Linked DNA regions of Homo sapiens: all the other regions are linked to region 2. A link is a loop called in an ENCODE intact Hi-C map of the cell type or tissue named here. Cell type or tissue: A673. All regions are shown on one strand. Region 1 has its middle 180 kb from the start of LINC01811. Region 2 overlaps LINC01811 (long intergenic non-protein coding RNA 1811). Region 3 has its middle 410 kb from the start of LINC01811. Region 4 has its middle 200 kb from the start of MIR128-2. Region 5 has its middle 85 kb from the start of PDCD6IP. Region 6 has its middle 52 kb from the start of LINC01811.

Evidence for each region. Hi-C counts contacts between places; a loop is a spot of excess contacts. Peaks named below come from ENCODE experiments on the same cell type or tissue, not always from the same donor. Only the 100,000 strongest peaks of a DNase experiment are listed, where the experiment ranks them.
Region 1: a loop joins it to region 2, with 15 times the contacts of the local background. A loop is called at or near these places in 8 of 110 quality-filtered maps.
Region 3: it touches region 2 in a loop (3-fold over the local background); 2 of 110 quality-filtered maps call a loop at or near these places.
Region 4: it touches region 2 in a loop (6-fold over the local background); 3 of 110 quality-filtered maps call a loop at or near these places.
Region 5: a loop joins it to region 2, with 11 times the contacts of the local background. A loop is called at or near these places in 12 of 110 quality-filtered maps.
Region 6: it touches region 2 in a loop (8-fold over the local background); 2 of 110 quality-filtered maps call a loop at or near these places.

Annotation. Positions count from the first base shown.
Region 1 is chr3:33,978,334-33,983,333 of GRCh38, reverse strand. No RefSeq gene overlaps it. Among named protein-coding and RNA genes, the nearest start is that of LINC01811, 180 kb to the left of the region's middle. In A673, a CTCF peak has its summit at 2,860 (motif pointing left); a DNase peak (open chromatin) is centred at 2,863; H3K27ac peaks cover 339 bases.
Region 2 is chr3:34,272,666-34,277,665 of GRCh38, reverse strand. All of the region lies in intron 2 of LINC01811 (long intergenic non-protein coding RNA 1811), which reads right to left. Among named protein-coding and RNA genes, the nearest start is that of LINC01811, 120 kb to the right of the region's middle. In A673, a CTCF peak has its summit at 2,300; DNase peaks (open chromatin) are centred at 1,135, 1,655 and 2,247; H3K27ac peaks cover 4,939 bases.
Region 3 is chr3:34,565,087-34,570,086 of GRCh38, reverse strand. No RefSeq gene overlaps it. Among named protein-coding and RNA genes, the nearest start is that of LINC01811, 410 kb to the right of the region's middle. In A673, no CTCF peak of the experiment used is centred here; no DNase peak of the experiment used is centred here.
Region 4 is chr3:35,943,878-35,948,877 of GRCh38, reverse strand. No RefSeq gene overlaps it. Among named protein-coding and RNA genes, the nearest start is that of MIR128-2, 200 kb to the right of the region's middle. In A673, a CTCF peak has its summit at 2,144; a DNase peak (open chromatin) is centred at 2,187; H3K4me3 peaks cover 461 bases; H3K27ac peaks cover 955 bases.
Region 5 is chr3:33,881,089-33,886,088 of GRCh38, reverse strand. No RefSeq gene overlaps it. Among named protein-coding and RNA genes, the nearest start is that of PDCD6IP, 85 kb to the right of the region's middle. In A673, CTCF peaks have their summits at 1,680 and 2,473 (motif pointing left); DNase peaks (open chromatin) are centred at 1,738 and 2,418; H3K4me3 peaks cover 323 bases; H3K27ac peaks cover 2,874 bases.
Region 6 is chr3:34,104,472-34,109,471 of GRCh38, reverse strand. No RefSeq gene overlaps it. Among named protein-coding and RNA genes, the nearest start is that of LINC01811, 52 kb to the left of the region's middle. RefSeq lists an enhancer at 2,229-2,278. In A673, a CTCF peak has its summit at 2,506 (motif pointing left); a DNase peak (open chromatin) is centred at 2,461; H3K27ac peaks cover 2,322 bases.

The DNA.
Region 1 (5,000 bases), 290 kb after region 2:
GTCCATGCAAAGGACATGAACTCATTCTTTTTTATGGCTGCATGGTATTCCATGGTGTATATGTGCCACATTTTCTTTATCCAGTCTATCATTGATAACCATTTGGGTTGGGTTGTAACAATAGCAAAGACTTGGAACCAACCCAAATACTCATCAATGATAGACTGGATAAAGAAAATGTGGGACATATACACCATGGAATACTATATAGCCATAAAAAAGGATGAGTTCATGTCCTTTGCAGGGACATGGAGGAAGCTGGAAACCATCATTCTCAGCAAACTTACACAGGAACAGAAAACCAAGCACTGCATGTTCTCACTCATAAGTGGGAGAACACATGGACACAGGGAGGGGAACATCACACACGGGGGCCTGTCTGGGGATGGGGAGCAAAGGGAGGGAAGTTAGAGGACAGGTCAGTAGGTGTAGCAAACCACCATGGCACACGTATACCTATGTAACAAACCTGCATGTTCTGCACATGTATCCCAGAACTTAAAGTAAAATTTTAAAAAAAGAAATAAAGAGAAAAGATAAGAATGACTCCAAACAGCAGGCACTCTGGAAAGAGAGAACAAAGAACATGGTGGAAAGAAATCATCAATAAAATAATTCAAGGAACTAGCCAGGCACTGAAAGATTCGAGTTTCCAAATTGAAAGGTTCACAAAGTACTCAGCACACAAGAAAACAACTGACCCACACTATGACCCATCATTTAAAAATTGCAGGACTTGGGAAGTAAAGAGAAGAAGTTATACATTCCTGAGCAGGAAAAAAATGCTTCCTGTATACAAAGCATCAAGGATCCAAATAACATTGAACTTCTCAAAAGCACTACCAGACGCTGGAAATCAATGTGCAATGTCATCAGAATTGTGAGGGGAAATAATTTCCAATCAAGAATTTTATATCCAAAGTTATAATTAAGTGTGAAGATAAGGACATTTTCTGTCATATAACACTCTCAGTAAAATATCTATCGTTTCTCAGTAGGATGTGTTCCGCAAAAACAAAAGAGTAGGCCAAGAAAGAGGAAGGCAAGAAAACCCAGAAATGAAAGACATTCTCAGGGTGATAGTGAAGAGAGATCCCAAGACACAACTGTGCAACAATCCTGGAGAACAATGAGCTCAGTGTGGAGCAGGTCAGAAGATATTTCTATGTATATTTCTATATGTATTACATACATATATTACTATGTATGTAAACAGATGTATGGAAAGTAGAATAGAAAGATATATACAAAAAATACACAAAATGGAAGCATATGGGAGGTAGGAAAATTAGATTGAAAATTGGGGATAAAGAGGAAAAATACATTTAAAAATTAAAAAGGGCAGCCATTAGACCAACAATGACATGGTGTCATAAACTGAGAATAATCAACTCAATTTTCTGCACATGAGATACAAACAACCAAATCAACAAAGGCACACATATCTACCTCATAAACTCATCTCTTCCAGTACCACTCTCTCTCACTTACTACTCCCCAGACATGCAGGCCAACTTTCTATTCCTTGAATTCCATGTTCATTACCACCCCCAAAGCCTTTGGACTTCCCATTTCTTCCTGAATTTTTCCTCCCATTGCTGTTTGCATGGTCAACACCTTTTCATCTCTCAAGTCTCAACTCAACATTTTACCACCTCAGAAAAGATTTTCCTTGCCCCGCTATGCAAATTCATCCCTCCAACCCTCTTGTTCCCTATCCACAAGAGCCTGCTTATTCCTTTAATAGCAACTATCAAAATGAAATTTTCATATATTTATTTGCATATTGTTTGCACTTCTCCACTCTAATAATGTAAACTCTATGAGAGCAGAAATCATATCTATTCCATTGCTCCTGTAGCCCTTGGATCTAGAACAGTGCCTGGTACGTTTTCAGTGTTCCATCATTTATTTGGTAATTTAACTGGTCATTGAAAATCAGGCCAGAAACAAAGAGGTCATGGTGTTGAAGTCATCAGTGTGGATGCTAAAAACACTGAGAATGATGGCAGTGTTTAGGAAGTGTTTAGAAGAATAAGAAAGTAACCAAGTACTGAATTCTCCTGTGAATAAGGGGGAGAGATGAGGCAGTCAGTGGACCATACACGAAAGAGTAGAAAAGAATAGCATTACCAGATGTTATAAGCTTGAAAGGGGCAGATTTTGTGGGCTGTAAGGTAAATGCCTGTTTCAAAGCATCAGTGGGGAGCAAAGAGGACACTTATTTCACCTCCTGGCTCTTAGGTAGGTACTGTGTTGGAGACGAAACAGCCTCCATTTGAGACAACCAAGGGAATACCAAGTTCCAATTGGAGAAAGGAAACAGAAAAATTCAGAGACGAGGTTAGAGATGAGTTTCCTGGTGACACTTCACTTTCGGAGGGCATAATGGAAGGTGTGGGTTAGATTAGAACAGCAGTTCCCAATCAGGGGCAATATTGCCCCCCAAATTTGGAAAGGCCTGGAAACATTTTGGTTGTCATAGCTGAGGGCATATTACCAGCACCCAGTGAGTGGAAGTCAGGGATGCTACTAAACATGCACAGGACAGCCTCCCATAACAAAGAGTTAACCAGCCCAAAATGCCAATAGTGCTGGAAACCTTGGGTTAAGAAATCCCGGAATAAGGGAGGAATAGAACCACAGAGTATAAAAGTACAGTTGAGGATAGAATGCCAGAGAGACTCAGGCACTTGACAGTCACTGAGGCAAACTCAGCTGGATGGCATGTTGAGATTAGTTCTAACAGATTCTAACAGGGACTAATAGAATGGGAATAGGAAATCACACCTGTTGAACTCTGGAATTTAACATATAATGGAATGGTAGCTCCATCTAGCGTAAGGGAGATGCTGGGCAGCAGCTCCACAAGACCAGTCCAGTATAACGGAATGCATGGTTGGCATCTCATGGATGTTTGGCTTGGCCAAGATCCCAGGATGCTCCAGGTCTGCAAGCTTGAGTCTCATCTTCTGGGGTATGAGACATCCTTGGAAAACATTAACTTTTAGAGTGCATTGGGCCGTCTTATGTGCCACATTGTTCACTGTTATTTTCTTCAATTACTTCTCTTAACAAAAACGACAAGACAGGAAGGTCTGGGTAAGCTCCATTTTAATGTGACTTTTCTTCAAGGTGCCTATCAGTTAATCAGGAGAAGGATAAGGAAACGTGAAACAAGAGAGACAATATTTATGAAACTCGTATATACAAGGTATTGTTCCAGGTACATAATAGCAAACCCCTGTAAAGGAGGGGTTTGGAAACCCATTGTAGAGATGAGCAACCTGAGGCTGCAGAAATCGTGAGTTTTGTAGAACTCACAACTAGCATAAATTTAAAGTCAAAATTATAACCCAGGCCATTGTAACTTTAAAGCCTTTGGGATTTCTACCCTGATATCCAGCTCTAAGAATCATACTTCACATGTACAGACAAACTAAATAGTGGATGGATGGATGGATGAATGGATGGATAGATAAACACACAGTTGATGCACAAAGCATCTATATGGCTCATTCACATTTTCCCCCCTACCTTGTCCCCTGATTATGGTTTTTTGTTTACTCTGCTTTGTTTTGGCTCAGTTTCTTGAAAATATGATCAACTTTTGATTACCCATGATAAAAAAAAGGGACAGATAATAGAAATAATTGAAAATAGAAGACAATCCAGAAGTAATTTCTATTTAGTCTGGGGAATTTGTTCATGCCCTTTTAAACAGAAGATTTACAAGACTAATTATATTTTACCTTGGCATATATTAAAATTCTTTTTCATTTCTTAAACACATACCAACTGGTGGTGGGTGAGGTAAAGCTAGGCACAAGTTGGATGGCAGGAAAAGGCAAGCTGGGACATAATACTTCAGAGCAGAATAATCACAGGATTTATTACCTTCAAGTGAGTAATGAAAAGTTTATTTATAATCCCAAAAAGAGTTATTTAAATTTAATAAGAAATAATAAGAGATATTTTTCAGAATCTCTTTAGAAAGATTTTGACTCACCTGGTTCCTTAACAGTAAATCCCATGCAATCTTTGAGTGAGCACATGGGATTCTGAAAGAAATCAAGTTGGCTTAAGTTGTTTCCATGGGTTCTCCGCTCATCCTGGCTCAAGCCAACCCCCTAGTGACTCTACTCCCTCCCCCCAAAAAAATGTAAGTCAAAATCCTACAGCTTTTCTACCAGATAGGCCAGCAGATGCAGTAAGATCCTGGGAGGTAAAGGCTTGAAGAGTTTTCTCTTTGTGGACAAACTCTCTGGTGGCTCTGCAGGGGCCCTCAGGGACACTTAAGCAATACTGTAAATGAGGTGCAATTGTGGAACTGAGATGCTGAAAAACAGACAATTTCACCATCAAGTGCTGAAGAATTATGGTTCCCTGGGAAAGCAGCAAGGCTTATCCTCTAGAGAAGGGCAGAAGAGGATCATCTGGATTCTGAGGCTCTTGTGAAGTCCAGTGGGAAGCATGGTAATTGCTCTATTGCCCACACTGCCCCAGGGAACTTTTACCATTCCTTTCCCAGCACCTCTGCTCAGGACACTGAAATTTCCACATCATATCATCACAGCTAGGCCAAGCATCCATGACTTTCCATCAGAACCAGGGAGTGAGGAAAGGAGCTAGTCCCATATGGAGTCTGCTTAGGCCCAGGCACAGTGTTTGGATGCTTGACTTCACACTTACATTCCCGGGTGGTACCTGCCCAGCCCAAGAGCCTGACCATAGTGAAGATTTGCTGAGCATCTCTTATAATTCTGGGTTTTGGCTTTGCAGAGTTAATTTCTTCTTTTTATAGTGGTTGCTTTTAACATGCTTGCATAGCAGGAATGAGCTGACCAAACCTAGAGCAAATATGAGATTATTTTTATCTCCCCTTTCTTCTTGGAGGTAAGATGTGATCTAAAACACTCACTAATTCACTTGCTATCATGATAATGGGAGAAAAAAAATCTTGCCAGGGCCAAGGCAGACAAAGATAAACACTCCAACAG
Region 2 (5,000 bases):
CACTAGATTATAGGGAAATAGTTACTTGGCTCATCATCTCTCCTTTAGAGAAAGCCAGGTATGATCAGAGAGCATTTCCTAACCCGGAGCATCGGTGGTCTGGGTGCAGGGGATTAACCGCATTCAGAGAGGAAAAGATGAAGCAAGAGCCATGAGTAAGCCCAGGTGCTGCTGAGAAAAGTTCTTTCCCCATGTCCCAGCTTTGAGCTCCATGAGAGAGGTCACCTAGCACAGACAGAGGAGCTGGTGGCAAAAACAATGCTGTTTTTCACCCACTCCTCTTCTTTTCTTCTCAGAAATGCAGCTAGACATTTCCAGGCATACCCTGCAGCTAGGTGGAGACATGTGATTGAGTTCTGTGTGGGCAGAATTTATATAAACCACCTCTAGGTGGGATCCATAAGGCCACCTTCACAATCCTCTACACACCTTCTCTCTTTGTCTCCAAGCCAGAGGATCCAGTGGAGATCTGAGGATAGAAGAATCCTGTGTTCCTGAATGACTGCATGGAGCAGTACGTTACCATCCTGGCACCTGCACCGGACTATGACATGAATGAGGATAAACCTATACTTTGTTAAGCCAGGGATATTTGAGAGTTGTATATTATAGCACCTAGCACACCCAAATGCAGACCTTCACTCTTTATAATTTCACCACTTAGACAGGGGTTTTGGCCTCTTTAGCCTTTCTTTTCACCCCTCTGATGAGCCCTTGTTGTCTTTCCATTGCTCATTAGCACTCCTACCACAGCCTGTGCTGAGAAAATTAAAGAAGATGAAATTTAAATCAGTCAATTTTTTCCTTGTTAGCAGCTCTGGTCCTAAGAGAAAACAAAGAAAAAAATATTAAAAATTCAATGGAATCAGAGAGGAGGTTGAAATTGTTGCTGAAGATGAGGCTTGAAAATTATCTGTAGATTTCAGTTTTCTGTTTCTCTTCCCTTAATTAATCAACAGCTGATTATGTTACCAGGTAGCACAGTGTGAGGGTCACTGCTTTCTGAACATTTGTCTATGCTCCTTCTGGGCAGTCTGAGTCTTCATCCCCCATGAAACCTCTCCAAGATGAATGTTGACAGCCACCAATCATGGGAAGATGTCTCCACATGTCACTTCTGCCTCAGCTTCAAAGCAAAGTATCATATGATGCCATCAATGACAGAGTGCTAGAAATCATACTCAGTCATTTTGCATAGAAGTAAACCAGAAACCCAGAGAGGAAAATTGATTTTCTCACAGTCATACAGCAATGTCTAAGACCAGGTCTCCTGCTTCCCAAGTTAAATGTTGAAAATATAATTTCAACTGTTTATTCAAAATGTTTAATTTCAAATTTTGAAAATAAAATTTCAAAACCTGTGGAAAAGATGAGAAAATAAATTTACTGTGTATTAAATGGCAAACAAAGAATACACTAAAATATCAGAGAAGGTCTGGAAAAGGGCCAGGCATCTCTGCAAATAGCATTGTTCAGATATCCGGGAAGGAAGGAAGGAAGGAAGAAAGGAAGGAAGGAAGGAAGGAAGGAAAGGAGGGAGGGAGGGAGGGAGGGAGGAAGGAAAGGAGGGAGGGAGGGAGGGAGGAAAAAGAAGGGCAAGAACATTCTGTTTCCCAAAACAGCTACCCCCTGTAAAGTCCCGGCCCCTGTGTTGGCTCCCCTGTGGCCTTCAGCAGCAGTACCATGAGAATGTCCTCCTCCTGTGGACTTTGTGCTGAATCTAGAGCATGAGAGCAGGGCCAGGTTATGCTGTGTGGGTTTGACTGTCCCCAGTGTTATTATCCACATGGAAATTGGCATCAAGTGCATCTTGAGCCAGAAATGACACTCCAGAAGCAGCATCTACAGGATACATATGGACGGAGGACCCCACACTTCACTCTAAAGTGGGGAGTTTAAATTATTTAAATTTAAATTTAATCATTTAAATAAAATCCACCCTAAAGACAGCCCTGATTAGGAATCATATCTGAGGGTGCCAATGGGTTCAATTTAACTGACCAAATCTAAGAGTCAAATCCACTAATATTTAGAACCTTTTGCCCAGGACCAGATAATATCACTCAACTCTATCCCACTCATCTTCACATCCAAAAGTGCTAGGCATAAATATTGGAATACTGAGGAAATGACACTCCCAGGCCTCCTTTTACTCCTAGGTTCCATTTTTTTTTTCCAAGAGAAATGTCACTTATCCAGTTTTTAGAAAAGAGTAGGGAAGGAGGATGACTCTTAGTATGGGGCTAAACTAAACAAATTCTGCCTCCTTCAGGGTCCCTTTAGTATCTCCCTGAATCACCAAAATTCTCATTCGCCATCTAGATTCCCAAAGACCCTGGATTCATTTTAGATGGATGGTGCAGATCAAGAGACTTTATGAAGGGACCACTTACAGAGGTGTGGGAAAGGCTAAAGAAATCAACAAGAAGTGTTGTAACATTCAGAGACTAGCAAAGCAGAACACCACTACAAACCCCTAGGGCTGTCAAGGCGAGAGATGAAAATTGTGTTACTGGAGCTCAGTGAGAGCTGGGTTGGGGAAGGGCCACACAATAGGAGGTATGGCCATGGAGTGCACAGCTACATCCAGATGCTTGAGAGCGGAGGCAAGAAGAAGGCAGAAAAAAATAATCTGGCCTTTCCCTCCTCCTGTTCTCCAGGACAGGGTTTACCCATTGTCCCCACCTAACTGGAAGCCAAAGGGCATGGGAGCCCACTAAGACAGTTTATGTAGATCAGCATCCCAGGGCAGAGAGCAATACAGAGAAGAGGGGACAATGTGGGAGGGTAAAAAGAACCATCTGAGATCCCTACCTCTTTGTGCCTCCCAGGCTCATTGCTTCCCTTTCCAAAGTCTTCCAGATCCAAAATTACCTGTTTCTACTTCTCCAATTTAAAACTCACTTTCCCCTTAAAGTGGAGGACCCCAGCTATCTTGAAGAAGAAAGTAACTAATTCAGGCTAAGATACGAGAATGCTTTGTTGCATATTTCAAATACAATTCTGTTTACCATGTTTTCAAAAACTGTAAATGGAAACCATGGTGCTTTACTGCCATTACTTCAACCTCCAATTCTCGTTATAGACACCAATAATCAATTACAGTTTCCTCTCATACTGAGTCTGAATACAGTATCAGAATCCTTCCCAACACAGTACTCCAAGCAGTCACTACTAATTGACTGCAGTGTGTATTTGAGTTTTTAAGTTTAGACCTACTGGACTTCCTTGCTATAAATAATTGATAGAATTTTAGGTCCGCTGCAGTAAATAATTTAAGATTTTGAATGAGACTTATTTTTTGGATGTACAACTGCTTGAAAAGAGAAGCCCAGTTTCCTAGGACTCCTTGGACAATGACGAATGGGTCATCAGATGAAATTCATGGAGGACATCTTGTTAAGTGTCCTCCTCCCACCATCAGCATTTAATCTTAGAAATGCTTCCTTCACTCACAGCCGCTTATGTCCTCTTTTCCCTCCCTAAACTGGTCTCCTCCTCTCCTCAGGGATTGGACTACAGAAAACTGTGAGGCTTTGATCCAAAATCTCTACATTCCTTTGCCGTTGTCCAAGAAAGCCATCTTCACAACCAGCCTTGCTCTGAGAGATCTAAGTGCCGCTATCTTAGCATCCCCCACTCCTAACAGGACATGAGCAAATAACAAGATGGATAAAACCTCAGGACCAGAGACTGCTTAGCCTCTCCCCAAACTCAGATCTTCCTCCTAGGCCCATGGGTAGAGTTTATCCCCAGCATCTCCTGTCCTGGCATATGACTGAGTGATACCCAACAGAATAGGAGTCGAAGATGTATCCCACACAAAATCATCCAAAGCATAACTCTTTTTCTCACTTTCACAGTCATCTTGGCAGAAGTGTTGAAGACAGCAGAGCCAAGAGAGGAAAGGAAACTGGGCCCCTGAATTGTTACTTAAAGGAGAGTAACCCACCAATGAGGATCATCCATTTGGACTTCACACTTATGAAAAATAATCTTCTGTCTTATTAAGCCTGAGACTAGATGAATCTATCTGTTATCACCACTAATGTATCTTAACTAAAACACACGACCTTCTCAGATACATACATGTCAACCAATTGAATTCTGGCCCTGTATACTCTAATTTCATTATATGCTGACTGGGAAGCACAGTCCACTTATCAGAAATTAAATATTTGAGTAGTTTTAGAGGGGCTTTGCTTTCTGCCATAATTCTTAGGTATCAGACAGCCAACCCAACTGAAAATACACAGATTTTTAAGAGAAGAAAACCCTTTATCCTTGGGATTTTTGTTGCTGTGGCCATTTTGTAAAACGTCCTAATGTTGGTTTCCTCTTCCTTCAGGAAGAGCCTCATTGGTGGGTACCAGTGGCAGGAACGGCAGTAGGCGGAGAAGCAGAATCCATCCTCATCAATTTCAATTTGCATGACCTGGAGGCTCCATCCTCAACTCCCAGAGGGGTGTGTAACCAAGGCCTATGCACTAGACACACTAAGTGCTTCAGTAGGGAAGCTATAAGCTAAGCTGGTTCAATCAGATTGAATCTCAAGACTTGTTGGAAATGCTAAGAGAAACCGTTCCATTTTTCCAACTGGACTGGACCTTAGGATGATGTGGTCCATGGGCCTCTGTACAGAAGTTAAGAACTGAATCAACCCAGATGAAGCAGCACAAAAGAGTGGTCCTGGTAACATTAGTTACTCTAACCCCTGAATCAAGATGAACCTGAAGACTGTGCAGTTATATGCATCAGAACTTCCTTTCTTTGTATCACCAGTTGAAGTTGGGAGTTTTGCTGCCTGCAGCACTGCAACAGAATGACGCTAGCTGACTCAGGTGCCTTCTCCTCTTGACGAACAACCATCCTTTACTCAGCAAGAAGGATGAAGCTGAATGGCTCTTATTCTAATTAGGGTAGCTGAGCAATCTTTAAATTTGACACCTGGAATCTGCATTTGTTATTGTTGCAGAAACATCATAATATTGGGCTTCAGA
Region 3 (5,000 bases), 290 kb before region 2:
ACAAGCTATACAGAATAGAGGAGTTCAGAACCAGATCATGTATACATATGGTCACGATTTATGTAAAAATGTGACTTTGTAATTTAGTGAGAGAAATACTCATATCAAACAAGGATACAAATTCAGGTAGTCATAACACCTACAAATAATTTTTAAAAATTTAAAAATACAGTAGAAAAATGGGAAAAAGTCTCAAACAGGAACTTCACAAATAAAAGAGTATCCAATTATTCAATAAATAAGCATAAACACGTTCAATCTGTTGAGTAATATCAAAGAAAAATTGCACCTAATGGAGTCACACAGGAAAGGAAGACTCTATTCAAGACTTGCAAGATGGGTGAGAGATGAAACTCAACTCCTCTGAAACTAAAGGCTGCACACTTTTCAAGCACTGAGGTGAGCTAGGGGAAAAGTGCTGGAGGACATTAGTGGGGAGAGGAGTCCATGTGATTAGGTCATCTGTGTTTGCTAATTAGCACTTTACCTTCCCTCAGAAATTGGGAGATAGAGGCCTCATTGTTCCTCACTGTTCTTAATGATTACATTTTAAAGATATGGCTCCCAGATCCTTGAGGAAGACATTTCTAGGTTTTAAGACTGGTAAGAGACAGGAAGAAGTTGTACATCTTAAAGAGGGAGAAAAATGTTCCAAGAAAAAGCAGTTCTGGGGCCTAAGACCAGGAAGAAATCTGTCAAAAGTTTAAGTCAGCTCAGGGGAATGAAAAAGCTATCTTGGTCAGTCATTAAGGAAATGAAAAATTAAAACTACAGTGATGTTTTATTACTACTTCATTAGAAAGATTAAAATTTATTTTAATAAAGGGCTGGAAACATCAAGTGTCAGTGAGAATATGAAGCAACTGAAATGCTTCAAAACTGTTGATCAAAGTATGAAACAACAAAAGCATTTTGGGAAAGTATTTGGAAGTATCTACTAAAACTGAACATCCCTATATACTATGACTCAGCTGTGTATTTTTAAATATATTTTAGGTGTATACTAAGTAAATATATGTATGTGTCAGAAGCATTTGAACAAAAGCAATTCCATCTTGAATAGGGGCTGGGTAAAATAAAGCTGACACCTACTGGGCTGCATTCCCAGGAGGGTAAGTGTTCTTAGTCACAGGATGAGATAGGAGGTCGGCACAAGATACAGGTCACAAAGGTTTTGCTGATAAAACAAGACAGAGCAAAAAGCCGGCCAAAACCCACCAAAACCACGATGGCAACAAAAGTGACCACTGGTTGTCTTCACTGCTCATTATATATTAACTATAATTCATTAGCGTGCTAAAAGACACTCCCACCAGCACCACGACAGTTTACAAATGCCACGGTAATGTCCAGAAGTTACCCTATATTATCTAAAGTGGGAAGGAACCCTTGTTTCTGGGAAATCCCTGCCCCTTTCCCAGAAAATCCATGAATAATCCACCCCTCATTTAGCATATAATGAAGAAATAACTAAATATACTTAGTTGAGCATCCCATGCCCTGCTCTGCCTATGGAGTAGCCATTCTTTTATTCCTTTACTTTCCTAATAAACTTGCTTTCCCTTTACTGTATGGGCTCACCTTGAATTCTTTCTTGCATGAGGTTCAAGAACCCTCTCTTGAGGTCTGCATTGGGACCCCCTTTCCAGTAACTTATGTATGTACACATTTTTTTTGTTTTTTTTTTTTTTTTGGAGACAGAGTTTTGCTCTTGTCCCCCAGGCTGGAGCGCAATGGCGCAATCTCGGCTCACTGCAACCTCCGCCTCCCAGGTTTAAGCGATTCTCCTGCCTCAGCCTCCAGAGTACCTGGAATTACAGGCATGTGCCACCAGGCCCAGCTAATTTTTGTATTTTTAGTAGAGAAGGGGTTTCACCATGTTGGCCAGAATAGTCTCGATCTTCTGATCTGCCTGCCTCAGCCTCCCAAAGTGCTGGGATTACAGGCATGAGCCACCGCACTCGGCCATATATATGTTTTTATATATATATATATATGTTTATAACAGGTTTTGTTCATAATAGCCAAAAACTTGAAACAACTTATATATTTATCAATAGTTGAATGGTAGCTAAATTGTGGATTTCTGTAAGAAAATATAATACAGTAATGTAAATAAGTGAATTACCTAAACATAATATTGAAGGAAATAAAGCAAGACACAAGAGAGTATATGCTATGATTCCATTTATGTGAAGTTAATAAAGAGTCAAAACTAATGTATGGTATAATAAACACACTTTAATAAGGATGAAGGGTCATGACCAAAATGGGCCTAAGAGAGGCCATTATGTTCTTCTAATATTCTATTCTTGATCTGGCTTTTTAAAAAAAATCACTAAATGTGTTTACAATTTGTGAAAATTTACCCTTATGAATTGTGCACTTTTCTGTATATATGTGATAGCACAAAAATGAAGCTAGAGAAGTTTAAGAGAGCTCCAAATGATTGGTAGAAGTTGGTGAGTCTTAAGGAATTCCTACTCCTACACTGGAAAAAAAAAAATGCACGTAAACTAAAAGTAGGGAGGCCTGTTGTTAACTAGGGACATTCTGGACCCAAATGTTATGTGAAAACAGCCAAAGGCTGTCAGCTCATTTTTATCACAGACAGGCAGGCAGGCCATTTGTGTATAAAAAAGCACAGTCCTTGAATAATCATCACATTTCCTTGTTTTACAAATGTAGAACTATCACTCCAACAGTGAAGGTGATGACAGCAGTCACTTTTGTTACTGTTGTTGTTTTATTGTAGGCAATCTAAAATTAGAGCAAATAACTTGCTGGAGTTGGTGGTTATTGAATTTTCCCACTTTATTTTAAGCTATAACATTACAGGGGACATTGAGTACTTCCTAATTTTCCTTGCAAATGCCCCCAGCAAAACAGAACTGAAGATTTTTTTTCTATCTACAAAGAAAGAATATTAGCCTGGAGTCAGACAGTTATGGGTTCAAATACACATATTTAACCTTGTTACATGATGTGTAGTAAGAAAAATAATATTTTGAGCAATGATTTTCTTAATAGGGGGATAAAACCACCTCTTTTCCAGATTAATGTCAGTTTTAAAGTAATATTATATTTTCACAATCTCGGCCATGACCCTAACTACACCTCAGCAGTGGTAGAGTAATTGTTGAAAGCAAGAAGGTGGGAATGTCTTTTGTTATCCTTCAATAGATAAGATGTCAATTCTTAAATATGTCTTGTGTGTGTGCTTTTCGTTACTCCAATTAGTATTTATAATGTGAGTGAAGCTGCATTCTTGAGACCTGAAGTGGCAGTTACAACTAAATCATGACCTTCCTTCAGTTTTATACTTCAATTACACTTTATATGGAGGATATAATTTCACATTTGGTAACACTTGGGAGATTAACCAACACACTCATTTATGATACTTTACTCATCCAAACTCACATCCTGCTATTAAGTTGTAGGTACAAATTCACCAGGAACCCAATTCTTATCCAACCATTCGTTCACTTATTTAACACACATGCTATGTAGACAACATACTGTGTTGGGCACTTTGGCATGTATTATTTCATTTAGATTTCTACCACCAACTTCAGAACTTCATTAGTAGCATTAGAGTAAAATAATAATAAGCTAAAGATTACTGAATAATTTGAAAATGATCAAGATGAACTAACATTCCCTTCAACTTGATTAAACTTTAGACAAGTTTCTTCCTGGTTTTAGGTCCCAGAACCACTTTTTCTTTAGGCCCCAGAACAGTTCTCCTTCTTTAAGAATTACATTTTCTTCCTGTCTTTTGCCAGTTTTAAAACCCAGAAATGTCTTTCTCAAGGACCTGGGAGCCATCCCTTTGAAATGCAATCATCAAGAAAGATGGAGCCTCTATCTCCTATAGTTTCTGTGGGAGGGTAGAATCCTAACTCCCCTAAGTGCCAATTAGCAAATACAGATGACCTAATCATATGGACCTCGCTCCCCACTAATGTCTTCCAGCACTTTTCCACTAGCTCACCCCAGTGCTTGAAAACTGTCCAGCCTTTAGTTTCAGAGGAGTTGAATTTCATCTCTCTCCCCTATTGCAATAGTCTTGAATAAAGTCTTCTTGCCTGTTTGACTCCATTAGATGCAATTTTTCTTTGGCATTACTAAAGAGATTGAACATGTTTATGTTTATTTATTAAACACTGATACTCTTACTTGTGAAGTTTCTGTTTAAGACTTTTTCCCACTTTTCTAATGTATTTTTCTTTTTTGTTATGATTTATAGGCATTATTATTGCCTGGATTTGAGTCCTTTGATAAATGTATTTTTCCAGGCATTGTGAAGTAAAATGAAGGCCTTTCTAGAATCAGTAGCAGCCATTTGTCTCTGGTTGTTAGGCGTCTCTCACAGGAATGGGCAGCTGCCAAACCTCATGGGACCTGGCAGTTTTGAACCTATTCTACGAGGGTCTGAGTTGAGTCTTTGATCCTGCAGCTAATATCTACTCTCCCACTTTCCTTGTGTCATGAGATCATTCTCATTTTCTCAATGTGGATTTTCATAACATCTTAACTCAGCAACCATTCACCCAGTCTACAATCACTGTCAATTGCATTATTCTTGATTTATATGAGTCCTAGCACATCAGCTCAGGCCCAAAACTCTATCGCTGAAGTAAGCATTTGTTTGTTGCAGGGAAACTGTTTTTCATCTGAGCCATAGTGACCAAGAGTAATTACAACATATATTTATTTTAGTGCATGGAGCCAGACTCAAATCATGACTTCTCATATAGATGTAATTAATGAAGAATAAGGTCATTTACCTAAAATCTGGTGGGAAGGTAAGTAAAAAACAGAAGTAGTCATTATATAAAAAAGAAGTATTAATATAAACTGTCCTTTAACATACAAAAAGTTGTTCAACTTATAATAAAAAGGAATACAAACCAAAACTAAGTTGGGAAATCACTTCTCACCTATTAACTTGGCAAAAAGTCAAGTGATTAACAAGCACAATTCACTCAGTTGGT
Region 4 (5,000 bases), 1.7 Mb before region 2:
AAGCAAATAGAACAAATCTGGAGACATCATACTACCTGACTTCAAACTATGCTGTAAGGTAACCGAAACAGCATGGTACTGGTACAAAAACAGACACATAGACCAATGGAGCATAATAGAGAACCCCAAAATAAAGTCACACACCTTCAACCATCTAATCTTCAACAAAGTCAACCATAACTAACAATGGGGAAAGGACTCCCTGTTCAACAAAGAGATGTCCCTATTCAACACTGCATGTTCTTATTTATAAGTGAGAGCTAAATGTTGAATACACATGTACTCAAAGAAGGGAAAAAATAGACACTGGAGCCTATCTGCGGGCAGAGAGTGGGAGGAGGGTGACGATAGTAAAACTACCTATCAAATATTATGCTCACAATCTGGTTGACAAAATCTTTTGTACACCAAACCCCAGCAACATGCAATTTACCCATGTGACAAACCTGCACATGTACCCCCTGAATGTAAAATAAAAGTTAAAGAATAAAAAATAAATAAATACAAATGACCCCTTTCATCAGGGTTGTGCAACCATCCTGCAGCTGCTGTGAGTGATGACTGCTACATGCTCAGAGACACCCCCTTCTCCAAGGAATTGACCTCAACTAGTGGTTCTCAAATTTTATAATGAATCAGAATCACCTGGGGGGCTTGTTAACCCTCATAGATCTGGACCCCATTCTCAGAGTTTCTCATTCAGTACGTCTGGGGAGATTTCTGAGAACTAGCATTTATAACAAATTCCTAGGTGCTATTGATTCTGCTAGTCTATGGGTCACTTCTTGAGAACCACTCTCCTAGACCAAGCTAAATCCTCCTGACCTAGAGGTCACAGCAACCCCTTTCCATCCCTCCTCTCCATGGAGGATTATACCTGACTGACAGAGGGCAAAAGGATAATTCCCTTACTAAGAGTGAGATCAACTCTGTGGAGCAATGCATGCTTCAGAGCTCCCCATGGTGTCTGGCTGAGGTTAGACCCCACCTGAGACCACAGGCTTGCTCAGCCCCTCCTGTTTCCCTCGCTGCCCTTCTCCAAGGAGAACCATCTTCAATAAACCATGTCTCAGCCTTCACTTCAGAGTAACTCAGCCAAAGACACACACACACACACACACACACACACACACACACACACAGTGGAAATACAGGAAAGAACAAAGAGCAAAGTTATCAACTTTCCCTAGACAGACAGGAATATGAATTTCCTCAAAGGAGGATTTGAAGGAGCTTTCTAGAATGAAGAAAGCCTATTTTCCCTTGAAGTCATGAGCACAGAAAGATGTATCCTGTAAAAATCTTAAAAGTTTATCAGCATCATTTTTAACAAGCCTCGGAAGCCCAGTTGTACCTGAGGCCTGCGAGTACTTGGAATTGCTCTATCTCTAAGGTGCTAGGCTGTCATTTCATCTAATGAGACAATCTGTATTTTCTAGGACTTTACACAGTAAGACTCTATAAATTCTGCATCAGGCAGACTGTGGAGCCATCTCTTAATGGCCCCAACAACTACCATTCCACTGTCTGGAATCTTCCAATATGAGATAATGTTGATAAACTGTACAGCTTTCTGCCAGCAATAAAACCAGAGAGCAAACAGAGTTTAAAGGCTGCAAGTAATTTCATTGCAGGCAAGGCCAGAGGACAGAGAATGGAAAGAATGAAGAGGTCTCAGTGGCCTGTTTCTAGAAATGGGCTATGGGGTACCACATGCCCAACTCTCTTCAATCAGTGTCATCTTTGTAAATCAGAATTAATGGGCTCACCTCTCTTTCTCGAGCAGGTGGCAGTGCCCTCCTTTGTGGGCTGACATGCCTAGAGTAGAGGCTGATGCCATCTGGACTGCTGCCAGGTAATCACATTGTTGCTGAGATTGGACCACAAGGCAATTAGCAGGGCTCTCCACAGTAGCTTTGTGTATGCCACAGCCCTCCTCATCAGTCCCTTCCTCATGCCTGACATGACAATATGCACTTGGCTACAATAATAATGAAGGGATGCAATGGACCAGTCCATCTGGTATGTTAGTAAAAATAAGACCAAGAAGGTCTCTGAATAGGTAACGGCACCAGTCAAAAGTAAAATGATAGTACTTGATGTCCAACGTCTAATTGAATATATTTCTAGATTTACACATTTTTAACAATAGGGGGCGTCAGGTCTCTATGTTGTCTGTGGTATTTATTGTGCTTCTTAAAACCCTGATTCCTTTCTGGCTTCATCACGTAGTTCCACAAGTGAAATTTGCACATGGGTGCTGTTACCAATACCTTTTATTGTCCTTGAGTAAGGTAAATAAAGACAAATCTGGCTGACAAAACCACAGGAGATTTCATGTATAGTATAGTTTCCTCAACACTGTAAGAGCAAGCACATGAAGGATCCCGGTTTATCTTTTAATAATAATTCTGAACAAGCTTATAACAAGAAAAGGAAATGCTCTTCCCACCTCAATTTTATTATTTATTTCTGAAAATAAGAAAATCCTTCATAGTCTGCATTACATTGGGAGAAGGGAATTTTATCTGAAAGTTGATGCAACCCAACTTTCTATTGCGGCTTTTCATCTCAAAGATATTTGCCTGCAGGAGCTTCCTGTTTCTCATCTTCCAAATGCAACATCTATAGCGCCAAATATTTAAATTATATTAATCTTACTTGTACATTGACTGAGAGAGAAATAATTCGAGGCAGTGGAAGCATGTTATTGCTGGATATGAAATGTGGAATGGAACATGCTTTCACTATTAAGTCCTGGAGCCTTTTGACTGATACTTGAATATTGAACTCAGAAAATTCTCAGAAAACATGCAAGAAGGGATAAGAGGCCCATCTAGAAGAAAGTTCCATATTTAACATGTTAGCAGCCTATTTGAAATATAATCTTGGGTAAAGATGCATAACATGTAAAACCTCACTGTCTGCCCATTTTTACACTATTATGTAAATGGCTGATACTTCTTTAAAGAATGAAAACTTTAATACAGTGGAATCAAACTATAATACTGGCCCCATCAAAGGAGGAAGCATTAGTTTACTGGAGTCCTATTTCAAAAAATTCAATTAAAGTCTTTGGCCAAAACAGTTAAGCCCAAAGACAATTTAGTGACCACGAGGAAAAACAGAAGCTGTTCTTCTTAAAAGTTAGTTATTTTTCCCTCCCCACCCTCCTTTTCAAAATCAAACTCCAATTATTTTTTCCTGTAGTTTTTATCTGGCAGGACAGAGACCTCAGAGGTGGAATGACAAGGCCACACTGCTTTCTGGCACACCTAGGTAGGTGAGCAAAGCAGTCTGAACATTCACCTCCTGGGATGAGTGATGAAGTGATGAGTCAAAGTCTTCTCTTTGGAGTGACTTCATTCCCTCAGGTTTGGGTTCTCTGACCTATGAATCCCACAGTGGAAAAAATCAGCTGTCACCACCAACTCTTGACCCGGCTTTCCCCATGCATTTTTTTCTACTTTCTGGATCATTGTATTCAAGTGTTTTTTCTTAATATTACATATCATTTTCTCACAGGCAATCTCTCAGCGCACTAAACATCACTAAAATGTTTATTACAGTAACTTTTCTATCACCATTTTAGGCAGTTTATAGAGGATGACTTGTGCTTTATGTACACTATAAATGTTATATATTTGCTATGAACCCAACAAATTACATTCTAATTTCAAATGTTTACACACAGCAATCCAGAATGTTAAACAATAATTTTCTGCCCTTTGAACAGGAAGTAGAGTCATTATAAAAAGTCTCATCTAAATGGAAAGGATAGGCTTCTGGAATGTTAAAGATTTTGTGTGAGTAATCTCTGAAACAAGTGATGGTTGTAAATGTCATGTAAAAGAATATTCAGCTTGCTTTTGGAAGTCCATTTTGGTTATTTTCTCTAAATATTTTTCATGCTATTTTGTTTTATAAAAGAGTGCCTTTTCAGAAGTGGCTCTTTGCTGAACGAGGAGCATCCCTTCCCCTTTCTGTTAATGGAAGATTTTGCCATCAGCTTGGAAACAGCCAAGCATGTGGTGATTTGTGTCGGGCAAGGTAAATGTTTCTCATCCACATCCCTTCCTAACTTCTGAGTGGGTCTAGGTGAAAAGGACCTGCCATTGTTTTCACCATTTGCAAGGTTCTCTTTATTGGAAAATAGAGAGCTGGTAGAATTTGTGTTGGGGGCGATTCTTCTTTTTGAGAGGATGATAGCATGACTAAAATTATGGAAGCATAAAAGCTGCAGGTTTTCTATAATGGGCACTGCTCAGTATTATTAATAACCATGCACAAGGCACTTTTATGTTGGCAAGTGGCTTCAATCATTTTTATCACGTAATAGCTGCAGAGGTTCAGTGAGCTCTTCAATCTCTTCACAAGATTGGGTCCCAGTAACTTGTAGAGTTTTAAGGCTGGGAGGAAATTCCCAAGACTTATTCAAGAAATATTCTTGAATTATTAATTTAAGAAATATTTTATATGTAAATACATACACATATGCAAGCACACACACACACACACACATGCATGCATCAGTGTATATCCTAGGGATATGACAATGAGATAAACACAGGCCCTGAATTATCTCATTTAATCTTTACCATAATCCCATGAGAAAGACTCTATTATAATAGCCTTTTCAAAGATGAAGAAAATGAGATTTGGAAAAGTTAAGGGATTTATCACTACGATAATAAGTGGCAGAACCTGGACTCAAATCTAAGTGTCTGATTTTAAACCTCACACTCTTTAGGTGAATATATTTGACAAGAGACCACATGTCAGAGTCAGGAGGAGGCTCTGTGCTCTTCCAGATGATCCCTTACCCAGAGACCCAGAGTCAGTACTAGTGATGGAAGTGGAAGCCAGCCTTTTGCAAACATCTGCTAGAGATGAGGTTTCCATGGTCCGCTCTCCAGTGCCTCCCTGCCACCACACATCCTCAGCCAGGCAGACACTACGTGTTCCAGAAAATAAAAACCAAAGGATGGGAAATAAGTCAA
Region 5 (5,000 bases), 390 kb after region 2:
TTGAAGTTGGCACTACCATGGTGGTCACAGCAAGGATGGCCTCCAAGGAGTCAGAGAGAAGCGCTGCTCCTCCTATCTTGTCACCACTGCCAGAGCCTGCCACCACCAACTGCTGCCCCTACGGCTCCATCACCACCACCAACCAACTATTCCATCATCATTTTCCAACCTACACTACCAACAGCTACCTCCTCATCACTCCACCAACCCTTCATTATCATTCCATCAACAACACCAACACTACCTGTCCATCACTCCACCACCATCACAAACAGCCACCCCAACCGACCTACCACTCCACCAACACCAACCACCCCACCGTACCAACTATGCACCACCCCCAGTCCACATCATTCCACCAACACCACCTGACCATCACTCCATCACCCACTCCACCACCTCACGTCACCCCACCAATGATGACTACCCACGACCACCAGTACACATCATTCCACCAACACCACCATTACCCCAGAAACAACCACAGCACCAACAACTACCTCACTACAACCACCCAGGCATCATCACACCACCCGACCTTCACCCAACCATCACTCCACCACCGTGGTACCACCACAGTCCCACTGCCACTGATCAACTACCTCCACCATCACCCCCACCACCGTACCACCCAGGTTCATCCATTCCCATCCCATCCTCACCCCACTACCCTAGCATGTTGAGGAAACAGGTTCCAGAAGCATGAGACCACTGGTCTAGACTGTCTAGAAGATTCACACAACTCTTGAAATTTGTCATCAGAGAATGTTTAGCAAGTTGTCTAGGACAATAACAGTAATAATAATAGCTCATAATTTTGAGTAATTGCTAATGTGCCGGGGACCATTCTTAGTGCTTTTCATGCATTAACTCATAATAACTTTATGCAGAAAGTACCATTATGGTCCCTACTCTAAAGATGGGAAACTAAAGACAGAGACACTAAGGAACTTGTTTAAAGTCTTGCAGCCATAAGTCATATCTGGGACTTAGCCCAGGCCATCCAGCTCCAGGGCCCATGCTCTGCACCAACTTGTCACACTGTCATCTCACAAAATAAATCCTGGCACTTTAATGAAGAGCAGTTATTAAGTTCACCAGGTTATTGGCAGCACCAGTGCCATAAAGTGAGGCAGGATGCACCAGCAGCCCATGCTCTTGGCTACTATTTGTCTGTCCCATGCACACCATATGCTTAAGGAACAAAGCTGTGATCCTCAGTAACAATGGCCAGGCACGGTGCTAACTGTGTATACTATCTGTTTCCTTACTTCTCACCACAATCTCCTGAGGTAAAAGAATTCCCGTTTTATGTATGAGGAAACTGCGGCTCAGAGAAGATCAACAACTTGCTGGTCACACGGTAGACACACCTGAAAGGACCGTATTCAGAGGGGTTGTATTTACCCAACACGTGCCAAGCATCCTGTGAGCTCTAGGGATCCACAGCACTTACGGCTGGTTCTCTCCTGGCCCCAGCATTTAGGATGGAGCCTGTAAAGCCCTGCTTTCAACAGTGAGTTGTTCAATGTTGCTCATAACTAACATTGGGGGACAAAAAAAACAGGCAACAATCCCTAAAGGCCAGAGAGGCAGACAGTGTAACAAATGTTAATTTTGGAGTCACAAGTAGGTTTGAACTCAGAACTGTGTTCTGTGGCCGCGACTGCGCCCACGTGGACATCTGCTGCATTTACTCCAGCCTGACCTACTTCAGGGCAAGTGAGGGACTGCAGAGCTACTCCTCCGTAGGATGCTGACTTGTGAAAGTGGCTGCCGCCCTTTGCAATTAGACACTCTAAGACCTCAATTCTGTGCACTTAAATATATACGGTGACCTAAGTGCTGATGTGGCCAAACGACAAGGGAACGTGTGAAATTGTTCCCATTAAAATCAGCCCTAGGGGCAACCACTGCATAACCAAGTGGAAGGCCTGGCCAGGTCCTCGGGTTTTTATTATAGGATCACAGCCTCTCTCCACCTCTAAAGCTCTCATTTCCCTCCCTCCCACGCCAACCCTGCCTCTGCCCCCTTCCCACACATACACACAAACAACACATTCTTCTAACAGCCACTGTATTCGTGGAAAACCTTCAGCTGTGTTTCTAACCTGAAGAAGGAACTGTTCCTATGAGAATAAAAAAGGAGGTATCGTCTCTGCTCTACAAGGTTTCAGGGGGCAGGGGGAAGACAGCAAACAAGCTGGGGCACTAAACTTGGCATTCTCATCTAGTGCCTGGGAGACTCACTTTTTCATATCACGTCTTCCTGGGTTCATGAGACAGGGATGCTTCAGCTCTTGGCGGGGTATCCGCTACAGAGCCTCATCACAGCACCCCAATTACACTGCTAACAGTAAAGAAGAAAATTCGAACCAATTTTAGAACGAGTTAAGAGGAAATAAGAAAAATCCCAGCTATGATCTTTCTAAACATAAGTTGTGAAATAGTTCCCTCTTGTGGCTAAACTGGGAATTGCCACTTTATCCTTCCAGTTCTCCAATGTCTAGAAGTTTATCAATTTTTTAGTGTCAGAAGAAGCCTATGGACTTCTTCCGAAATTCATAATTACAAAGAAAACTAATTGCATTTCAATTAATTTATCCAATTATGAAACAAGTGGGGGCTATGCAGATAGATGTTCTTTTTTAACACAGTAAATAACAAGACCTAGTGGCAGGTCTAATTACCATAAATTCATGATATGCTCCTTTATGATGGGCATAAATGACATTTTGAGAAATCAGTGGCAGCTGTAACAATATGTGAAAAGCTGAGATTTCTAGAAATAAAGTCTCAGTTTCTGGTAATACTACAAAGGTTGGTTTGTTGCTATTTATAACTGAAGGAAATTCTAAATTTCAAAAGTTAAGCTCTAATCTCCCATTCTAGTTCATTGAGCTGTTGAAGCCTCGGCCTCCCAAAGTGCTGGGATTACAGGTGTGAGCCACCATGCCTGGCCCTCTAGTTCACTGATCCTTTGAATTCTGTTCCTGGGCCCCTTGGGCTTGGTGAAACCCAGCTGTTCTAATCTAGCTTAATTTATTCATTGAGCAGTCTCTCTACACGAGGCGAAGTTACCACTTTCGTAGTATTTCCGGGGAAAAATCCTCCAAGGTGTGTGAGAACTAGGAAATCTGAATTAAATGGTCAACCCAAAACATTGTATCCAGCTGAAGCAAATCCAAAAAAGTCAGGAGCACCAGCTTCTGTCCTGTCTTGGCTGAACATCCCCCTGTTGAAGTGAATTTCAGCAAAATAAAGTGTAGAGAGGACTGGGGGCAGAGGAGGGCCAATAAACCCAGCAAAGTCTCCACAAGCGTGGGGTGGTGGGGGCAGGTTTGCCTGTACTAGGAATAATTAAAACAGCCAAGTGTCTGAGCACCTACCAGGGCCAGTCTGTTCAGCTTTCTACCACTCTCAAGAAGGGATTATTACTCTCATTTCAACAGTGAGGCAATGGAGGCTTAGATGCAAAAGTCTTGCCCAGAGTCATACGGCTGCTTGGTGGTGAGGCCACCACTGCCTCCCAGAAGACCCCATGGGTCCCCACGGCTTGGGGAGAAAAGCCAGTCCACAGGGAGGCTCCCTGTTGTATCCGTGCCTCTGGGAGAGGCAGCGAGTAGGCAAGACTGAAGGTCAGTTGAAGGCCCCACAGCCACAGATAGTGACTCCCACAGCACAGCACCCATGGCCCACAAAGGACGCCCTGGATGGAGCACCCAGACCCCTCTCTATAAGCCTCTAATCTGCCAAGGAATTCCGCATCAAGTCCAAATGTACTCCTTCTCCCTGCTGAGCTATCTAACCCTCATCTGACCACTGCTCTCCTGTGCTTACAATTTCTTGAGGCTTTTTACATTTAATTGAGGTCTCCTGCCTGCTGCCCCTTCTCACCTCTGAACCCCTCAACACATGCCTCTTTGTCTGAAATGCTCCACTGCCCAGCCGGCACAAGCACCACCTTCCCCACTCCACATGAAAGCACACACAGAGAGGGCAGCAGTCTCCCCTAGGAAGGAGCACCAGTGGTGTACTACCAACTACTCTTAGGCCCACCCTGGATTCCTGCCCCCAAGCACTCCTCAGCCATTAACATCAACTGCAAGATTTCTTGATGGCTGAACACCCTGTGAAATGTCCCATGTCTCCCCACATGTCCCAGTGGCCTTGTCAGGACCAATCCCCAAGGACGGTATGCCTGGCTAACCTCACCGTGCCCCCCACCGGTAGGCCCCCGCCTCCCACAAAGGGCAGAGGGTAGACCCTCACTCTTGGGACCCAGAATCAAAAGCCCATTTCCCAGGAGTTTGGGAGGGTCCTTCAGGATAATTAGCTTTGGTGACATGTCAGCATGTGCTGGCCTGAACAGCAAGGCCTGGGTGCGAGCCACCAAAATCAGCTTTTCTCTTTGACTGGTTTCCGTCACCCGTTAGTACCCAGCCTTTACAGCGTCTGTGGTTGGGAGCAGGTGTGAGGGTGAGGGTCTGTCAGATAGAGCTTGGAATGGGATATGCCACTCAGGTTTGTCCACACCGGTTCTGAAGACACAGCCCTGGCTTGTGAAGTCTAGCACTGAGGACGAGCCCCTGCACCCTGTCCTCACTGGGTAGGTGCAGACACTTTTCGGCAGCCCACTGTGTGCTGGTGATGGTTGCAGCATCAAGAAAGCCTACTCTGGAGCTCTGAGTAGTCAGACTCAGCACTGAACCTTCCTGTGCTCTGAAAGCCCTGGGGCCCGAGGGCCTCACCCTTGTGATGTCACTGAGCTCTGCAGTTTCTCAGCCTCTGATCTGGTGCATCTCAAAAATGGGCCCCAGGGATCAAATAAGCGTCTTCTGACACTAAAAAGTTGATTAACTTCTGGTGCATCTCAGAAATGGGCCCCAGCAAGACTCGAATGCTCTTCTACTGGGGCCAAGTGGGAGCTTCATTCTCCCCAAAACACCCATTGTTTCCAGTGGGTTCATTTCCACCATGACAAAACAGCCTTCCCCACA
Region 6 (5,000 bases), 170 kb after region 2:
CAAACTCCTGGCCTCAAGTAAACCTCCTGCCTCAGCCTCCCAAAGTGCTGGAATTACAGGTATGAGTCACTGCACCAAGCTGGCAGAAGTAATATTACACAAATTCTGTAATCTAAGCCTTAGAGACCTAACAGTTTCCATTTTCACACTTTTAGGATCCAGCAGCTGTGTTAAAAAAAAAAAAAACAATGAGGAACCATCTGGAGACAGTAAGCCCTAGCCAGCTGCCAGCCATTCTAGACACCTAACAAACTCTCTTTTGCTGGCTTTGATGAAGCAAGGTGATAAATTAAAGAGGACTGCATGACAAGAAACTGAGGGCAGCCTCTGGCCAACTGCCAACAAGAAACTGAGGCTCTCAGTATAACAGCTCAAAAGACTCTGAATCCTGCCATCAGTCACGTTAAGTGAGCTTGGAAGCAGACTTTTCCAGTTGAGCTTTCAGATGAGGACCCAGTCTTGGCTGGTCCTTTGATTATAGTCTCATGAGAGACCATGAAACAGAGGACCCAGTTAAACCAGGCCCAAATTTATGCCCCACAGAATCTGTAAGATAAGAAATATGTGCTCTTTTATGTCAGTAAGCACTAAATAATTAATGCAAGTATATTGGAGTTTGGGGGGTTCTTGCCTAGGTATCAGTAAAATACTACTTTGGATCCTATTCTGTTATTGTGTGTTTAACTTTCTTGAGAAACCAGTGGACATAAGAGGTGATGAAAAAGGAAAGATTTGGCCATCTGTGGATTCTAATATTTTCAAAACTACATCCTAATCGATATTAAATATTACCCATATTTTAGAGTTGAGAAAACAGAGGATCAGAGAGGTTGTTATTTACTCAAGTTTCTCACTTCTACCAGTCTTCTAAGTCCGAATACAGTGCTCCATCCACTCTAACATGGCTGCCAGAATCATATCATTGCTTCAGAATCATTAAGCACAGGCTCTGATTTCAATAATTAAAGTATAAGCAGTCCAAGGGTAGGGCCTACGTCAGAGATGTTTTTGTTCTCCATGGTAGCAGAGGGGTGGTGCTGGATGGTGCTAAGGCACAGGCTGCATTGCCTTCCTAGCACTCCCACAATCTCCATCTTCCAGACAAACTTCTCCAAGGCCACCTAGCAAGATCAATTACAGGAATCCTTCAATCACTATCCAAATAAAGCAGTTCAAATTGAGAGTGTTTTCTGAATATAAAATGATCCAGCTATTTAACATACATTATTTTATGATATTAATAAAATTGAGTGTTCTGAGAAATGCCTTTTAAGTGAACCCAGTCTAAGTCCAAGGTTGTAGAAAGCTTTTAGTTTAAATGAAAATCCACTGGAAATGTAAAACATGTCAGCATTGAGTATCGAAGCGATGTCCAGCAGAATGTGCAGGACCCAGAACCTAGTACCCTTAGTCCATGCATCACTGTGGTCCATTTTGTCCAGTAGAGCTAGATAAACTTCAAAGGCTTCTGGGTGGAGGCTACGGGAAGCAGGGTGGGAAGCACTAAAAACTGAAAGATAACAGCTGCTTGCCTGCAACTAAACTCAAGAAAGGCTACAAGGTAAAAAGAGGAAGAACCGGAATTTCTTTTTTAAGTAAGTTTGAAACTCAGCAATATGTGACTAGCTATGTGACTTTGGGCAAGTCACTCTCCCTCTCCGAATTTAGTTAGGCAGAGATGATAGTACTTACCTCACAAAGCTCTTGGAAAAGCAAGCAAAAAATAGTGGCCAACCATGCTCCGTGAGCTGTGAGATGCTATACATATGTGAGGTATTGTTATCACCCAGAGCAGCAGCTGCTGCTATAGCAGTAGTGATCAAAATAGCAGTGATAAAACAAGGTAATACTCCTTAGTGGAACATTTTATATTTTGCCCACAGTAATGGATGCTCTCTGATTTAACACTGCTTCCTAAGTATCAGACATGAGGCTGCATCAAGATCCAATCAGGGACAGAAATCACACCAGTTACTCAGACAGAGAAAAATTATTATAAAGAATTGCTATCTTGATATAACAGTATTAACTCAGTAACTGAGGTAGCAACTGCAGGAAGCATCTACTGCTCTAAGGTGAACAACATTCATAACTTGCCTAGGACTGAAGAGGTTGCCAGGATACTGGAATTTCAGTTCTCTAAAACCTAGAAAGTCCCAGGAAAACCAGATGAGTTGGTCACCCTATTCAATCCCTAGAGATGGCAGAACACTGGGAAGATATTGGAATTGTTAAAACTTCAGAAGATTGGAGGAGGAGGCCTTCAGAGATGGGACCTAGACCTCTGAGGAGCAGGTGGCAACTGGCTGGTGTCGATGGCTTCATGGAGTTTCCCCAGTGAGGTTGGTTCTGTGAATGCTGGAAAACCTACCAAGTGTATTCAGCTGCTGCTATGGGAATGAGCTGGCTCTGCTAAGGTGAGAAAGCATTGCCAGGGTACTGCACAGAACAGTAAGGAAACAGGAAGAAGCAAATTCCTTCACCCTCTTCTGCCCCCTACTGGCAAAGCTTAACAAGGAACCAGTGGGCAAGGCAGAAATGTGGTTTGCAGAGACCCAGCCCCAGCATCACCGAACAGAGTTCAGGATGTTGGGTTGGAGCTGAGAGATAATAGCTTTATAACTGGCACAGTTAGCAAACACATGTAGGGAAGAAAATATCTATGGTAAAGGATTTAATCAAAGAACTTGCCTTTTTAGAAATTTTTCCCAAACTCCTGAATTCGGTCTACCTAGGAACTCAGAAAGAAGGCAATTCATGCAAAATGCTCTTCTCTCAGCTCCTGCCCTCTGTCCCAAATGACAGTCGGGTCATTTCTCTCCCCTCCCACCATTGTGGCACCCACCAAGGAACAATCTAGGGTGCTAGCAGTCACAGCAGCAGCCCTGACTCTTGGTCATGTGTCCTGGCCTTCTTCCAAGGAGCCATGTAGTCTGCTTTGCAAACTTTTAGACAGCTGAGCTGAGAGGAGCATTAGGCAGCTTTAAAAATTGATATAGTTCATTATTCTTTTATGAGCCAATGCAAATCCAACAGCACAAGGCCAAAGGCATGCACATGGGAGCGGCTATATCACTCTGCCCCATTCCTTGCAGATTTGACTCCCTAAAAGAGGACAAAGAGAGGGCCCAACAAATACCAGACACCACTCACCACCAGAGGAGGCACACTAGACAATAGTAACAAATGCGTGCCCCATTCTTCTGGCTCAGGACAGACAGCAGCAGCCCCCTCATCCTCCTCACCCTGCACCACCCCTACATACACCCCCACCTTTGGTCCAGCAATGGGAGATGAGACAAATAGCCCATAGGTGCAACTCCCATCTCCATCTCTGCTGCCCTGACAGATGGAAAACCTTGTTCCAGGGGTTTCTGTTCACATCTTTCCCAATTTGCACATTATTTGGCCTTATTTTCTCCTTTCCCTGTTTCTGCCCTCTATTCTTCCCTTTTTCCATCTCTTCTATTTTCCTTACTATTTGCTTCATCTCTTTGTCTGTCCATCTTTCCCTTGCTCCCGGGTCCATCTTCCCTCATTCTGTTTGTCTTTTTTCTTTATGTTTGTACATATATCTGTTTACATGTGCGTGTGTGTGTGTTTGTGTGTGAGTGTGTGTTTGAGTGTCCCTGATGGCTTTCTGTCTCCTATGTCCTCTGTGCCTCTCCTCGGTCACCACTTCCAGCTCCAATTTTTCTGGGTAAAAGAAGAGCAAAGTGTTTCTGTGCTCTGGGGAGGGGAGTACTCAACTTTGTCCCCTTTCTGCCTCTGCCAACGCAAAGAGGGAGCTGGGGCAAAGATTAGTTCAATTCAAGATACAAATATTGAGTCCAAGCCATGTGCCAAACAATGAACCACAGATGCATGGTTCAGCTCAGTGCTTGTTTATTAAGATGCCAGGCCACATGCTCATCACCAGGGACTCAAGGAAGAATCAGATGGAGTATATGTGCCACAGACCCCATGGTCTGGTGAGGGGAGCAGACCTGTGAAAGATGCTACATTGAAGACATCTAAATCTTGCTGGGGAAGGGGAAAGAAGTCAGTCAAGAAAGGCTTCTTGGAGAAGGTGATGCTAAATCTCGAAGAATGTGTACATGTTAACTAGATGGAGAAGTGAGAGAAGGGCATCCGAGGTGGAAGGCATATCATGAGCAAGAGCATGGAAGAAAAACAAAAGAGCATGAGGTATACAGAGACCCACAGGCAGTGCAGGGCACTAGAGCACAAAGACTGATGGGAGTGAAGGGAGAAGGGGCTGGATGGCCAGCAAATACTTGGGTCATGCAGAGTCTTATGAGCCAGGCTGTAGAGGATGCTGCCAGCACCCCCCCCCTTCTCCTGGCCCATTTTCTCTCAGCACTCACTATTCTTCCCAAATTCATCTGCCACTTACTGCCTGAAGGCATTCTCTGGCCACTGGAGCTGCTCAGGCCCTCTGCAGGGCAGATCAGAGTGACAGGTAATTAACACTTCTGGGAACACACTCAAGCAATGACCAATGGGAGTTTTTATGGGGGAAACCTGGGTTACCCTTTGGGTAACATCACTGAGGCACGTTCTAAACTGCCTCTCAGAGGCACTCCTCAGGAATAAGCTCCTATTGCCCCTGTGATATTCTGTCACCAGCACACCCTATATTGGCTGCCTTTCCTTCCCTATCTCACATACCCACCCCCTCTCAAGTTTCCTTCATCTCCCAAATAAGCTACTTGCACTTGGTTCTTTGTCTTAGGGTCTGCTTCGGGTACAACCCGACCTAAGACTCAGGCTAATGCAGCGCCTTACAGGAATGAGGGAGCCCATGAACACCTAAGTAGAGGAGTGGCACAGTAAAATCTATATTTTAGAAGGACACTCTGGTGGTTCGTTTGGAGAACAGATATGAGGTTCAAGACAGAGGACAATGTAAAAGTCCAATACAGTCTAGGATAGAGATGGGGAGAGCTCAGTGGGATGATGATAGCAGAGGTAAAGAGCAAGGGTCAGGTTCAGAAACA